Linked DNA regions of Homo sapiens: region 2 is linked to region 1. A link is an interaction called in ENCODE POLR2A ChIA-PET data of the cell type or tissue named here. Cell type or tissue: HepG2. All regions are shown on one strand. Each heading gives the region's core, and the rest is flanking DNA. Links, peaks and the distances in the headings are about the cores only. Region 1 overlaps ELOVL7 (ELOVL fatty acid elongase 7). Region 2 overlaps ZSWIM6 (zinc finger SWIM-type containing 6).

What was found. Peaks named below come from ENCODE experiments on the same cell type or tissue, not always from the same donor. Only the 100,000 strongest peaks of a DNase experiment are listed, where the experiment ranks them.
Region 2: POLR2A ChIA-PET joins it to region 1 with 5 read pairs; 1 of 35 experiments calls an interaction of 5 or more read pairs at or near these places.

Annotation. Positions count from the first base shown.
Region 1 is chr5:60,806,145-60,814,304 of GRCh38, forward strand. The region is part of intron 1 of ELOVL7 (ELOVL fatty acid elongase 7); the gene reads right to left. Among named protein-coding and RNA genes, the nearest start is that of ELOVL7, 34 kb to the right of the region's middle. In HepG2, for the core only: no CTCF peak of the experiment used is centred there; a DNase peak (open chromatin) is centred at 4,727.
Region 2 is chr5:61,343,261-61,351,420 of GRCh38, forward strand. The region is part of intron 1 of ZSWIM6 (zinc finger SWIM-type containing 6); the gene reads left to right. It also overlaps the pseudogene LOC100421309. Among named protein-coding and RNA genes, the nearest start is that of ZSWIM6, 15 kb to the left of the region's middle. In HepG2, for the core only: a CTCF peak has its summit at 4,142 (motif pointing right); a DNase peak (open chromatin) is centred at 4,031.

The DNA of each region.
Region 1 (8,160 bases), core at 3,265-5,764:
AGCCAAGGGAGAGGCCTGAACAGATCCTTTCCTCAAAGCCCTCAGAGAGAACCAACCCTAACAACACTTGGATTTCAGATTTCTCATCTTCAGAACCATGAGGTAATAAATATCTGTTGCTTAAACTACCTAGTTTATGGCACTTTATTACAGCAGCTGTAGCAAACTAATACACCAAAGTGAAGATGTTCACTCAACTTGAAGAAAAATCCAGAATTGGAGCCCAGGATTAAAGCCAGGGTTACCTATAAAAAGAGGCAATCATTGTCATGGGAGCAGACTAAATCTCTGTGAGAAATAATATAGAAGGAGACATGGCAAAGGGCAGCACTCAGGGGACACCCATGTTTAGGAATCAGGAAGAGCAGCTGAGACAAATTTAAAGAAGCAACAGCCAGAAAGGTGCAGAAGGAAGCTGCCTGGTAGGAGCTTCAAATACTGCAAAAAAAGAAAAAGAAATGATGAAAAAAAAAGAGTAACAGAAATTTATTGTCTCACAGTTCTGGATGCTAGAAGTCTAAAATCAAGTGTTGGTAGGGTTGGTTCTTTCTGAGGGCTGAAGGAACTGTTTGCGGTCTCTCTCCTTGGCTTGTGAACTGCCATCTTTATGTTCACAGGGAGGCAGCCCCTCAGGGAACACCCATGCTGGGGAAATAGAAAGAGAATCCAGGGACAAACATAAAGAAGCAAGTCAGAGAGCTGCAGAAGGGAGCTTCTACTTTGGTATTGGTAGCAGCTGCAAATACAGAAAAAAGAAAAATAAATGGTCAAAAGAAAAACTGCCCACAGAATTTCACAGAGGCAACCAAATAAGGAAGGGCTACATACAAATGTTCTAAATTGCAAAACGCTGTGGCCCAGGAAAGGGTCGGGAGCAGAGTGGCATCTACAACACGGCAGGGTTCCTAACCCAACATGGCCTCTTCCCCCAGCTGCACTGGGGATGCAAAAGAGCCTGAGAAGCCTCACAAGTAACCTCACATCGGAGGAGAAGCAAACAGACTAACAATCCTAATTTTGTTTTTTTTTTCTCCAGGTGGTGAATGGTACAACAGGATTGATTCTGATTATGGAAACTCCATACACTGGTGAACAGATAAAAATGCCTTAAAGGGAATGGGATGCAACCTATGAGGTGGAATGAATCTTGCTATGAATATTGAACACTACAACTCAGGTTCCTGAATTCTTCTTTTTTTCACTTTCCATGTCCTTGGGCTACAGGAAAAAATGACTATAAACTGAAATTATCAGCCCTCAAACTATTGCTCAGTGAGAAAAAACAAACTGGCTCAAAAACACTGAGGGAAAGAGACAGCAAAGCACCCAAACTGTATCAGACCAAGTATGTGGTCTGACCAGAAGTGCCCTAATATTCATTTGATGAAAAAAAAAAAATCACTAGAAAACTTTACAAATAAACTGTGGGGGGAAAGAAACCAAAGCAAAAAGGACACAGCAGACAAAAAAGAACCCAGAACAACAAAAGGTAACTAAAGGAACAAAAGGAAATTCTCCAGAAGGGTTTTGAGTTAAAAACATGTATTCATAAAATGATAAAAGAATAAAATGGGGCCGGGCGCGGTGGTTCACGCCTGTAATCCCAGCACTTTGGGAGGCCGAGGCAGGTGGATCACAAGGTCAGGAGATCGAGACCACCCTGGCTAACATGGTGAAACCCCGTCTCTACTAAAAATACAAAAAGTTAGCCGGGCATGGTGGTGGGCACCTGTAGTCCCAGCTACTTGGGAGGCTGTGGCAGGAGCATGGTGTGAACCCGGGAGGCAGAGGCTGCAGTGAGCCGAGATCATGCCACTGCACTCCAGCCTGGGCGTGAGACTCCGTCTCAAAAAAAAAAAAAAAAAAAAAAAAAAAAAGAATAAAATGGAATGGGAGACTGTAGGACCAATGAAACAAATTGAGGACCAAAGCTCATTAGCACACTAAAAGATAAATCAGAAACAGCCAGAAACAGAGTATTCACAACCAAACAGTGATTTCTAGGTATAGAAGAAAACCTGAAGTGTTCAAATGAAAATGATAAAGGTTAAACTAATAGAAAAAAAAAAGAAGGGCAAAGATGATCCCATAAAAGGGTAATTGGTCTTTCTAAAGTACACGATTCAACAAAAGAAAAAGTAACATATTCAAATACATGACAAAAAATAATTTCCTACTGACTTTATAGACAGACTGAGAAAACAAGGTTGTAAGATAATCTGATGCATAACAATCAATAGCAAGACAAATCCTGGTTAAATTGATGAACTCAAAGAATAAGAAAAAATTCTTATGCATCTATGCAGAAAAATCAAATTAAAGAAATCAAAGAAAACCTAAATAAATGGTAAGTGATACCATGTTCATGGTTTGGAAAACTTAATATTGTTAAGATATCAATTCTCTTAAATTGGTCAACACAATTCCTATTAAAATCCCATATACTTAGCATATGACCCAGCAATTTTACTCTTAATATTAACCCAAGACAAAGAAATACTTATATTCATTCCAAAACTTGTACATGAATGTTTATAGTGACTTTATTCATAGTCACCCAAAATAATAAACAACTGAAATTTTCTTTGACTAATAAATGGATAAACAAACAGTGGTATATCCATTCAATGAATTACTACTCAGCAATAAAAAGAAAAAGGCTGCTGATACAACATGGATGAATCTGAACTGTATTTCTGTTAAGTGAAATAAGCCAGACTCCAAAGAATACATACTATAAAATTCATCTATGAAATTCTGGAGAAAGCTAAACTATAAAGTTGGAGAACATGTCAGAAGTTGCTGGGGTTGGAGGATGGAGGGGAGTTCATTACAAAGTGCAGCACAAGACAATTCTGGAGGGTGATGGAAATGTTATGAGAACAAAATGGTTTTTTCTTTAAAAAATAATATTAAGAGACTGGTAAAATGTTGACAATTTTTGAGAATGGTTGATGATAGTACATGGGTGTTAATATCTACCTCTGTGTATGTCTGACAACTCTATTTTAAAATGTTTAAAAATGAAAGAAAGAAAAAGAATGTTAAGATGACAACTGGTATTGGTATGTCGAAGAATCTAAGGAAGAAAACTAGTTCTCCAGTGTTGAGTGAATATGGATGAAGAAAAAACCTACTGAATTTTGAAACTAGCTAAATTTATAAACTTCTACAGTATAATACACAGTTGGGTGGCAGAAATCAAACCCAGGCCCCAAGGAGTGAGGAGGCATTGAAAGTAGCTAGTCTTGATAAATATAAATTTATCCCAGAGGAAGGTTTGAATGGAAGGACTTCTAGAGCTTGTCTAGCTGTGACGACTGAGGTTCTGAAGGATTTTCCAATAAAGAGTTGGACCCAACACTCAGCTCAACTGACTTCTGGGATCACTCCCTTTCTATGACCCAGTTACTCAAGATACTTATTTATAGGAGGAAGAAAGAAGATAGTAGAGTGAAGGACAGATTTATTTCAAGGACAAAAACATCTTGAATACATTTGTAAGGCCAAGAAAAGTTGGTGGAAGAGGAGAAGCTGAAATTGCATGAGTGTTTATGTATATGCCTAAGGCAAAAGCTTTGATTTCACAGGAAATCAGAAAAAAAGTAGGAAAATAGAGAAACCATAGCCTCACATTGGAGGAGAAGCAAACAGACTAACAATCCTAATTTTTTTTTCTCCAGGTGGTGAATGGAACAACAGGGTTGATTCTGATTATGGAAACTCCATACACTGGTGAACAGATAAAAATGCCTTAAAGGGAATGGGATGCAACCTATGAGGTGGAATGAATCTTGGTATGAATATTGAACTCTACAACTCAGGTTCCTGAATTCTTCTTTTTTTCACTTTCCATGTCCTTGGGCTACAGGAAAAAATGACTATAAACAAATTATCAGCCCTCAAACTATCGCTCAGTGAGAAAAAACAAACTTTATCTTGCCTGCCTGCTTTGCATTTGTGGCCAGTGGAACTTCACTTGAGGCTTGTTAACACAAATGAATCTTTGAATGTTTTAGGTACTTAAGAAAATGGAGCATTTCTTATAGTATGAAGGAAAACATTTGTGGGCAGAAGAACTAAAAAAGCAGGTTGGCCCAGTTTAAGGCAGTACCCCTAGGATCCTCCTCCTGCTATATTTCAATACTTAACACACACCTTCATTTCCCATTCATGGGTGAGGACATGGACACTGGAATCACATACTGAAGGGAAAGGGAGATGATGAATTCATTCATTTATTAAAGGCTTTTCATGTGGATTTTTCTAAGCCCACTGCTTATCTAAATTTCTGCTTAAAAAGCTTCTACAGAGAATTCATGTTAGAAACATTATTTTATTCAAAACTGATGATAGATTTGCCCATTACCTATACATGATTATTCTGTGGAATCAATTACTAAATTATACAAATATGCAATCCTACAGCACATTATATGTAACCAGTACTGATATTCCACTCTTGTGCTTTAGGACAGGCAGGTCAGTTTTTCAGGGCTGGCATCTGATCTGATTCATTGGACATCCATGCCACACTAGTTATTAATATTTTGGTTCTAACTCCTGCACATACCTCTATATTTGGGAGTCATTATACTGCATTTCATTTGTGGATATGTTTTACCTCACCTAGAATTTTGTAAGTTCTTGTAGGGTAGGGTGGAAGGGCTTCTTAAGCAAATTTGTATTGTGCACAGTACCGACCCAGGGGAGGTGAGTCAAGGACTAAATATCCATGGCATTCGTCAATCAGTAAAGAAATTCTCATAGCTGTACTGGGCAGTAAGAAGGCCCAATTTTCTCAGTTTCAATTTTAACTTAGAAGAGTAAGTAAATAAGGTATATTTATCTGTAAATAATTCACATGACCAGGTCAACCTCTCAACTTTCTGTTGTCTAACTGTATTCTATTTGTGCTTCTGCCCTTTACTGAGAGGCTGTATTTATCTTCTCAAAAGATCTTCTTTACTGAGATTTGATTCTCAAAAACTTGAGGAATGTGTTTTCATTAAGGTCAGTTGTACTTTTTTTAAAAAAAACTTTGCAAATTAGCTGCATTTTATTCATTTGAACTATGAACATTCATACCTAGAAGGAAAAAACCAGTATATAGTATGTGTGTGTTTATGCACATACTATATATATACTACTATATATAGCATAGAAGATAGTATAGTCATTAGCATACTGGGCATTCTAAGTGTTTCTCTTTATTGGCTTCAGTGTCTTTTGCAAGTAGTCCATCTGACTTATTTTCTGATAAGTAGAAGGTGTCTTCCTCTTTCCCACTACATTTTGTTAGACTAATAAATAATGACATATTCCTGAAAGGGGAAATGGAAAAGGTAAAAATAAAAATAAATAAATAATGACATACCAAGAATAAAAGATTAGAAGCTGAAAAACTGGGGCCTGTATAACTCACACAAAGGCCATCAACCTTTGTCTTCATGGATGTATGGATTAACGGGTTATTGAGGGAGTGAGTTATTTACCAGGAGAGTGAGTCTGTTATAAAAGCCAGTCTAGCCAACTCTCATGAGCCCCCTCACCATGTGATGCCCTGTACCACCTCAGGACTTTGTAGAGAGCACCACCAGCAAGAAGGCCCTCACCAGATGTAGCCCCTTGGCCTTGGACTTCCAGCCTCCAGAACTGTAAGAAATAATTTTTTTCTTATACATGACCCATTCTTTAGTATTCTCTTATAGCAACATAAAGGGTAAGACACCTAATCTCAATCTTAATCTAAGATAAATTATAGAAAAAAACATAAATGAGAAATATAATTCCAGGTACAGTCACTCAGACCTTTAACCTCAGCAATTTAGGAGGCCAAGGCAGGAGGATTGCTTGAGGCCAGGAGTTTGAAACCAGCCTGGACAACACAGGGAGACCTCATCTCTACAAAATTGTTTTTAAAAAATTAACTGGGCATGATGGCACACACCTGTTGTCCCAGCTACTCAGGAGACTGAGGCAAGAGGACCACTGAAGCCCAGTAGTTTGAGGTTACAGTGAGCAATGATTGTGCCACTGCACTGCAGCCTAGGCAACATAACAAGATCCTATCTCTCAAAATAAATAAATTAATTAAATAAAGAAAAGGAAATATAAAGAATAAAATGTTATCTTGAGAGAAAATGAAATAGTACAATGTAACAAAGAGTTTCTTGCTGTTAAGTTTGACAATAGAGAACCAAATTTATTGCTTGGTATATATTTAATTTTCATCAGAAAATGTGTTGGAATAGAAAAAAATTTAACTGGTTGTGACCTATGTTGTTCAATAACAATAGTGACAAGCCCTCTCTAGGCTGGAGAGGACAAGCTGCAAAATTTAATTGGAAAAAAAAAGAATAGGCATATGATAATGGAATAAGGGAAAGGAATTGTTCTTGAGTAGATATGACAGACTGTGATTTAGCATGGCAGGGATTCTGGATCACAGCATCTCTAAAGGTATTCCTCATGGAAGGTGTGACTCTTCTCAGATAATCATCTTGCTTGGTTAAAGGTTTCCTCTCTCACTGGAATTGTACACAAAGGTTGAGAACCTCCCTCTTGCTAAACCTAAAGGCTTATCCTAAGTTTTTGTCTACTCTGATCTGCCTGCAGTCCCTCATTGTTGACCTCTCCTTCCTTCTCACAGCCCTGACCTTGGCTTCCACAGTATAGCATTCATCTCACTGGCCTCAAGCCTTTCCATCATTCAGCTCTTGCTTGTTTTGTTTAGCTGGTTATTTTCTTCATACCCCTGCACTGAAGGATTTCTCCCTTCAATCCTTGGTGCTCTCTTTGCTTTCTATCTACTTGTTCCTAAAACAATGGTAATGACTCCTAAGTCTACACTCTGAACCCTAACCTTTCATCCATGCCAGAGTCCATTTTCTCCAACTGCCAATAAACATTATAATTTGGATATTCCACCATCACAGGAAGCCTAACTAATCCCAAAAGGAACTCATCTTGCCCAGCTTCTATCTTCAACCAACAGGTTTATTGATCCGTCACCTTCACAGGCGTTAATGGCTTGACTTTTCTTTTACTCCAAGCCATTAGAATCATCTTTGACTGTGCTCTTTTACCTCCAACCTGTGAGCTGTTACAACCTGACTTTTCTCAAATGAAAATGTTCCCCACAATTCTCACTGCTAACAACCAGAACTTCGGTTGACACGTGTATTACTATAACTGGGCCTGGATAACTCTTGCCTCTACTCATATATCCCTTAAATCTACGCTTAGGGTTAATCTTATTAAGAGAAAAATATAGTCCTAAAATACCACTTTCATCACCTTTTCCCCTTTCCCTATTCTAAATTACATCAAGTCCCAAGTTCTCAGCTCCACTATCTGACTCCACTCTTCTCATTCAACACTCCCTACTGCCCTCCAATGTAAAAATCTCTATTTCCCTTTAGTAAGTTATTTCTCACCTGCCCCCATTCCTCCCTCCCAATCTCAGAAGTCATCAACTCTTTGTTTTTGTTTATATCAATTTTTTTTTTTCAGTTAACAGAAACAGGGATTGTTACTTCAGAGAACACTTGTTAAAAGACCACTAGCCTGGTTGTAGTACAAAAAGGATTTGCAAAGAGGGGAAGCAGGAGATAAACTCGACAGGTAGATTGGGGCTGACTAAGAAGGTCCCTAAGGGCAAGTGCATCACAGTCTTTTCTCTTAGATAGTTAGCTGTCAGGCAAACACACTGAAACAATCATCAAATTATGATAAAGCCCAGACAAGCAAAACAAAATACGAAGGTCTCCCTTGTGACCACCATGTATGAGATTTGTAAGAACAAACATTTCCTGCCATGGGAACTTTGCCACTGTGTGCCTCAGATGAAAGCAGTTCCTCTGCTTTCATACATTAACCAAGAGATTCAAAAGCAAGGTGGCAACAAGAACGAACTCAGCTAAGCTACTTCTCTGACAAAGGTCGGAAAGACTTTTCTCAGTTGCCCAAATCAGCCTGTGCCAACCTGGAATCCTCATTATTGAAATCTTTTGCAAAAAGAAAGCTGTCTTGATTAAAGTTTTAAAAATCGGTGGTTCTGAAAAGAATAAAATTTTCATAATGAGTTATTATGAAATCTGTGAAATGGGTCAAAAATGCATAAGGAAGAAGCAGAACCACAGATGACAATCAGCCTTC
Region 2 (8,160 bases), core at 2,543-5,042, 540 kb after region 1:
CTTTGGAAGCTCATTGAGTGAATTAATGTGCTTAAAACTCAGGTGACTGGTTCCCTATTCCTGCCTTGAGAGTCTGTTTACTTAAAGTATTTTTCATTGTTAGTTGGTATCAGATCTCTAATGTTGGAAGATTTTATAGAGAAAATATACATGAGAAGATACCATGTAGAATAAGTCCACAAAAGCAAGTTTTAAATTCTCTTACGTAATTACAATCAGTACAGATTAGAATTTTGTATACGCCAGGTTGTATGTGATAAATGTTTGCTGATAGTTACTAGCATTTTTATGAGTGTAGTACTGTGTAGGGATTCTGTAATTTAGGTATAAGGGGCATACCTGGAGTCTTTTCTGGTGTGGCTGTAGGTCTTTGTTGGTAGAGGCCTGGTCATGCTGAACCTTTACTCCTGCTGCTACCTTTTCTATTAACTCATTTCTACAAAGAATATTGTGATTTTTATAATAAGTACTTGTCATAAAATAAGATTCTAAAACCCAAATATCATGTTTGTAATCTAGTTGTTTTATGTGAGCAAACTTTTAAATATGTAATATGTTAGCCCTGTTCCTTTATGACTTTGTTTTTTAGTGTTCTGCAAGTTTCCTTATCCTTAGCACTTTGGACTTTTTTTTTTTTTTTGGTGAGACAGAGTGTCTCTCTTGTCACCCAGGCTGGAGTGCAGTGGTGCAATCTTGGCTCACTGCAGTCTCCAATCTCCACTTCCTGGGCTAAAGTGATTCTTCTGCCTCAGCCTCCTGAGAAGCTGGGATTACAGGCACGTGCCACCACGCCTGGCTAATTTTTTGTATTTTTAGTAGAGACGGGGTTTCACCATGTTGGCCAGGCTGGTCTGGAACTCTTGCCCTCAGGTGATCCATCCACCTTGGCCTCCCAGAGTGTTGGGATTACAGGTGTGAGCCACTGTGCCTGGCCAGGATTTTGTATTCTTGATGCCATTTTTACAGTTCTTTTTCCCTTCTTCCCCCAAATACCACTTGTGTAATTTTTGTCTGATATACGTTCAGCCCAGTGAACTAGCCAGTCTTTTCACGATTGTGGTTTATACTTTTCTCTAGACAGTGGTGAAGCTGATGAGTGAAATGACCAATGGCTGCTTTGTGATGATGGCAGGGTAGAATCAAGTGAGACTTGAGGGCAGCAGGTGCGGAAGACTGTGAACTCAACTTGCCTCACAGCTCCAGTTTGTTCTTTCTTTCTTTCCTTTCTTCCCTCATTTTCTTTCTTCTTTTCCTCTGTCCTTTCCTTTCTTGGGGATGGGGTGAGGGAAGGGAGGAGAAAGGAGTGTGTGGTAGAAAAGAAGACAAATCAGAAGAGATAAGTAATACCTACTGAGAGTATATTCCATTTCCCTCATTCCCTCCAGTTGTCCCCCTCTTCCTCCAATCACCCTTTAGGGAAATAAAGTTGAGGTCAGAAGGACCTATGTGTTACAGCTGCTGCTTAGCTGCTATTTTTAGCATGGCCCTACATCAGGCTGGCACCAGGCCACGACGGCACAGGGTCAGCACGTTGTGGGACTGCTGGTAAATGTCAAAAACTTAACTTTCAGATATCAAACAAAACTAAATTTCAGACATATTCTGTGCTGTGGTACTCTATTTGCTTTTATTTTTTCTGAAATAGGATGTACATGTTTTTAGAAGTGATTGATCTTTAATAGTAGCCATACATAAATCTTGGAATATGTAATGTATAGTTTATTTTAGGTAGGAGAAAGATTTAAGAATTGTCTTGTCAGGTCAGACGTGTAATCCAGCTCAATACTTTTCATTTTGCGGTGCCACCAAGAGGTGTGAAATTTGCCTGATTTATTTACTATGCCTCGGGGGTTCTTAAAATTGCTGTAGCTGTTGAAGTTGTGGAGTCTGAATTAGTTTATATAATTATAGGTGCCATCAGACATTAAAAAGAAACACATACTGTTTTTCCTACAGTTATCCCTGTTCTCTTGGCTAACTCATTTGTGTGTGTTTAGATTTGGTTAATACTCTAGTAATATATTTAAAACTTACTGTTCATTTTTGTAGGGAGCAGCTAGGTTTTAGTTGAAATATTAGTATCTGGGTCTAGATTCTATACACCCTAGAGCCAGTGTTATGTAGATTGTGTTTGCAAATTGAGTTTAAAGTTTTTGGATGCATATATGAATTTAAGAATGTGGCTATCTGTAAATATGTTGTATTTGTTCTTGAGTAATTTTGGAAAGAAAAATGTCACAAGGTGAATTTGTATCTTTGGAAGGGACTTTAGTAAGAATAGTAATTGTATTCTTTCTATAAAGGTACATAGAAAAACTGAGGGCATGTTGGGGATGATTTGTGTTGTACCATGAGCTACACTGAATACAAATGGAAACGCTGATGATTATTTGCTTATCCAGTGAGTAGTGGTGTAATGTTCTTAAATCCATCAGATGGCAGGATAACGTTTAGTAGTGCAATGATCTGACACCCTTCTTAAGGTAACACAAACTAATTGGCCCAAATAACTAGAAATGGAATCAAACTGATTTTCTTCACATTATCTTTAAGGTAGTTATTGGATGAATTCTGCTGAATTTACTCTTATGGAAATAAGAAAGCTTATGTTGAGGGATTTAGTGAAAGGTGAATTGCTTGGTCTAGTATACAACAGAAGGCAGATGTTTTAGAGTTTATTTACATTCTTACATCTTTTTGTTGAAACAGAGTGTCGCTCTGTGGCCCAGACTGGAGTGCAGTGGCGCGATCTCAGCTCACTGCAACCTCCGCCTCCCGGGTTCAAGTGATTCTCCTGCCTCAGCCTCCCGAGTAGCTGGGATTACAGGCGCCCATCACCACGCCCAGCTAATTTTTGTGTTTTTTTTTTAGTAGAGACGGGGTTTCACCATGTTGGCCAGGCTGGTCTCGAACTCCTGACCTCAGGTGATCCACCCATCTCTGCCTCCCAAAGTGCTGGAATTATAGGCGGTAGCCACCGTGCCTGGCCCACATTCTTAAATCTTAAAACAGATTCTTATATTTTGGATGACAGCAAGTTGGGTAGTTTGCTGAATTATTAGGAAACATAGTGAATATCTTGGGGATAGAATATCAAGTTCATTGAACTATATCATAGTGTAATCTTTCTGTAGTTAGAGGTTATAGTAGATAATTCAAAAGTGGCCTGGAGATAGATTGTCAGCTGACCTATTGATATCAATGTATCTCTCTAGATATGTGTATATGTATAATTTAATATGATGCATAGAACATTGTAGAGTACTGGATGTTAGTGGGTAAGAGACTACCTTTTGTATCTTTAATGCAATTTACGTTTTGTTTAGGTGAGTCATGTAAATTGATGTGAGCTCTAGCTTAACATGCCTTATTAAAACCAAAGCCCAGTAGGTAGTTTGATTAGTGCTGTTTAGAGTTTTTATAAGCAAAGTGCTCAGATGACTTTCCTTATTAGAACTTGTCAGAGCAGTTTCTTTGCAGTTTTCATGGATCTCCCTTAGCAACTTACTAAAGAGGCATTTTGTTTAAGCTGTTTCATAAATAGCAGGAAATTCCAAAGGCCTGGATTGTATTGCATTTTTGCTTTCAATAATGACTACTACTGTGGGGGAAAAAGCCGTTAAAATACTCTATTCATTTTAACAATTTGTAGCAAAGTACTTTTATTTTAAAATGGATGAATTTTTTAAAAAAGTACAGATTCAAGTTTCATTCAAGGTTTTCACTGTTTTCATTAAAATTTTTTGTAGTTTATATTTTAGATGTGTTAGACAACAATTAGTGATATAATAGCTAGTAACTATGAGTTTATTCAAAATTTACTGTTATGTAATTGGGTATGAATTTGTTTCAGTAGCTCATAGCTACTCCGTGTGGCATTTTGCTGAGTGAATTGTACCCATCCCTAAATTACCAAGTTACGCAAAGAGGAGCTGACCTTGAACAACATCTGGCAGTATTACGTGTTGTGCAAGAACAGGAAAGACAAATACCAAGCTCTGTGCAACATTTATGGTGGCATCACCATTGGCTAGGCCATCATCTTCTGTCAGACTCATTGAAATGCCAAGTGGTTGATCATGGAGATGATGCAGGCTGGCCACCAGGTGTCTTTGTTAAGTGGAGAGCTGACCATGGAGCAGTGAGTTTCCATCATTTGGAAGTTTCAGGATGAGAAGTTTCTCATACCAACAAATGTTTGCACTGGAGGGATTGATGTGAAGCAAGTCACCATTGTTGTGAACTTGGATCTCCCTGTAAACCAAGCAGAGGAGCCAGACTATGAGACCTACCTCTGGTGCATAGGGGGCACAGGACAGCTCTAGGAGAAAAAGGCCTCACCTACAACATTATTGAAGCAAATAAGCTGTGCGTGCTTATGAAAATCCAGGACCACTTCAACTTTAAGCATCTGGACCACAAAGATGTGGAAGAAATGGAATATATAGAATATTAAAGAGAAAACTGTATTGTTTGTGAAAATATCCTAATTTATGATAGAATGTCCTGGTGAGTTTTGAAGATAAGTTTTCATGCTGAAAACGTCCACTTTTCGACATGAAACTCACAAACGGCAAAATAAGTGTCATAGTACCCTTGGTTTTAAGACCTGAAGTATTTTTGAAACCAAGTTGATGTTAAGCATGTGATCTTTTTGAATTAAAAAAAAGCAAGATTTGGGCCGGGCATGGTGGCTCACGCCTGTAATCCCAGCACTTTGGGAGGCTGAGGCGGGTGGATCACGAGGTTAGGAGATTGAGACCATCCTGGCTAACACGGTGAAACCCTGTCTCTACTAAAAACACAAAAAGTTAGCCGGGTGTGGTGGCGGGCGCCTGTAGTCCCAGCTACTCGGGAGGCTGAGGCAGGAAAATGGCGTCAACCCGGGAGGTGGAGCTTGCAGTGAGCTGAGATCATGCCACTGCCCTCCAGCCTGGGCAACAGAGTGAGACTGTCTCAAAAAAACAAAAAACAAAAGCAAGATTTAAAAAAGAATGTAGTTTGTATTTTTAAAATAGCATACGTAGGATGAGTCTTGGTGGTAGTGGGTTAAGCCATGGTGGATTAAGCTCTGAAAAACCAAAAAATTCATGTAGCCGTATTTAGATATAGAGAGTTCTCACCCCTACCTCCATTCAGGTATTTGTACTTCATTGGGCTGCTTATTTAATATTCTTGTATAAAAACTTTTCACATCTAGATTTTCCCCCTTCATACTTCCTGTTAAAGATAGGAAACATTATAGTTCAGAATGTAATCTGTAAAAAGTTCAGTATATGACAGTCTATTTTAGGGTCGTTTCAGGGATTTATTGGCTTTACCACATTTAAACTGCTAGTTTAAAAATTTATGAGTTGCTGTTTTCCTCTTCGATCCTTTACAATTGTGCAACAATTAATTTTCTCTTCCTCTTTTGTTTCCCTTGTCTTAGAATTGAGCTTTGAACCCAACTCTTTCAGGAAGCCTTATTTAATAATCCTAAAACATTCTATGTCTTAGATTCATACTGTTTCTTCTTAAAAATCTGTAATAGTAAACCAGATCCATTTAGATAATCTGGCTTCCTTTCTAGATTGAGGGGCATTCTGTCTCTCCAGTGAATGTGGGTAGAACAATCCCTTCTGTAAGGGATTGTTGTGGAGACTGACCCTCGCCTGATTCACGGTCTTTTCCAAATTTGAGAACACAGCTGTGGAACTCATCGTTAATGTAAAAATCGGAGAAAATGAGGGACAGTTTTTTTTAATGAGAAATCAGAATATCCTTTGTAGGATTGTAGATTTCTAAGCATCTTTGATGAAGGAAGCATCAGTTGTCTAATCAAATTGAATCAAAATATGGAGTGCTAACAGATGTAAAAATACTCTACCATACACTGTTATGGAGTAGTCATTTTGAATTTATCATTGTTTAGCAGGTATTTCTAGTCTTGTTTTTTTGGGGTGAGAATTACAGAGCATTTAAATACAAAGTCTTTTTTTGGAGTGAAAGATGAATCTGCTAGTTTGAAAAAAAATTCTGGCAAATTTTAAATCTAGAACAGCCAACTACTGTATTAACAGTGCCAGTGCATTATATGCATAGTAGACATTGAAATGTCACTTGAATGAATGATAGCCTTAGAGTATATGCCAGCCCTGTGGGTGTCTGCATGAAATTCTCTTAATTGAAAAAAATAGCTCCAGTTTCTAATTTCTATTTGATTTTCTGAATGTGAATTGCTGTGGCATAGTCTTTGAGGGAGGTGAATAGGAATATGACTGCTGGATAAGTAGGCTGGTTTTCAGTACTGGGTTTGTCATCAATATATTTCTCCAAATACCGTGTAGGGTTTCTTTTTTTTTTCTTCTCATTTGACGAGACCTTTTCTTTAAGCTTGTTAACTTGCTAGTAGTAGCATCAGGCCAAAAGCTATTCTGAAAGCAATTTATTTATTAGATGATTCCAACTTCTAAACAGAAAGTAACTTGAATATTCCCATATAGAACAGTACTTTTGGGTTACCTAGAAAAATAATTTTGAATTATAAATGCCTTTGTGGGATTAAGTGATTGCTTTTTCCTTCTATTTGATGTTTCATTTTTAAAAGAAATTGGTATAACTAAGTTTAGTTTTTGAAAACTCTCCCTCTCACAGATGATATGCAAAAAAAACACATAACTTCAGAATATCCCACAAGATCTTACACATTGTGAAATGACACTGTCTAATTAATAGGAATGGTTTGCTACACTGGTCTCCAAAATGCTGATGACTTTCTCTTGAGGTAGAATTTGCTTAAGACTCAATTTGCATAACATGGGGTACTCCAGAGCAGTTTTCTGAACAATAATTTAACAATAGGGCTGTACTCTCAGTGCTTGGCCCCTGAGAGGGCTGGGTTATCCAGATATTGTGTGACCACCTGTTCCCATTTGTCCAGTCAGTCTTGGCTTATGTCTCTTTTCCTATACAGTCACCTCTTTCACTTGTACAAGTGTTCCAGTTTGGATAATAAAGTCTATGGTTACCCTAGGCATACATCTTGTTTCTCAGAAGGAAGAGGGCAAGATATAAATCAGTTTAGAATTGTGCGCTATGTGCACTTGTGTGTATAGGGAGAGAGTAAGAGAGGGAAGGTGGTGTTTTTTGGGATTGAAAGGTGACCTTTGGCTTATTTCTGGTCTCCGTCAGTGGGCTCTCCTCAATCTTTCATATATAGGAGATACATTTCTGTCTGTATCTCCTATTCAGACGAAAAGGAAGCAGTTAAGAGATTCTCAGTCTCCATGGGTTTGATGTCACCACCCCTGATTTTTTTTCTCAATTTAAAGATATGTAAATTTTATATTCTTATTTGAAGTTGTATTGTTTTAGCAATCTTAGATTGTTGTTCACAGGTACTGCTTTCATTTTAGGTACTTGCACTTAAGTAACGTATCATTTGCTAATCACATGGTCAGGAGCTTGGGGAAGATACCTGAGCCATTAGGAGGCGTCTTGTCTTACTATCCGTGTGCCTCTAGGCAGGACACTTACTGGCCCTGAACTTCCTCAAGTCCTTATAAAATGGGACTAATTATATCTTTATCACCTCTGTCGTAAGGCTGCTAAGAGGCTCACATGGGAATACATGAAAGTATTTGAATTCTAAATAGTACACAAAAGGGAAATAGATTGTTACACATCACTCCAGTTTTACCTAATTTCCTTCATTTATTCTTCTAGTTTTCTGTATTTTTCAAAAACTCTGTAATCATATATTGATTTCATAATTAGAGAAAGGAAACATTGTTTTAAAAAAATCTGTCTCATTACCATTAAAACACAAATTTCTCTATCCACAGATATATTTTTGTTAATAGTTTATTATAATTGTTGCCTGATCTAGTGCAGCTAAACAGAGCATGTTTTTTATTCATCGAGGTGTATCATGCCTTAATGTCCTAATTTCTCCCTTGTTTTTGACCCTAGTGACTAATGAATTTTTGTCTTCACTTGGAACTCTAGAATTTGCCTGAAAATGGAAAAGGGACAGCTAAAATCAATTCTATGTTATTCATGTGTAGAATGGACAGTTGTGGGCTGACCTCATCACTTAGGGTTTAGTTTCCAGGCTTCCCTGAATATGTACCATGGCAAGTGGAAGATGGAAGAAGATAGAACAACTCTTAGATTTAT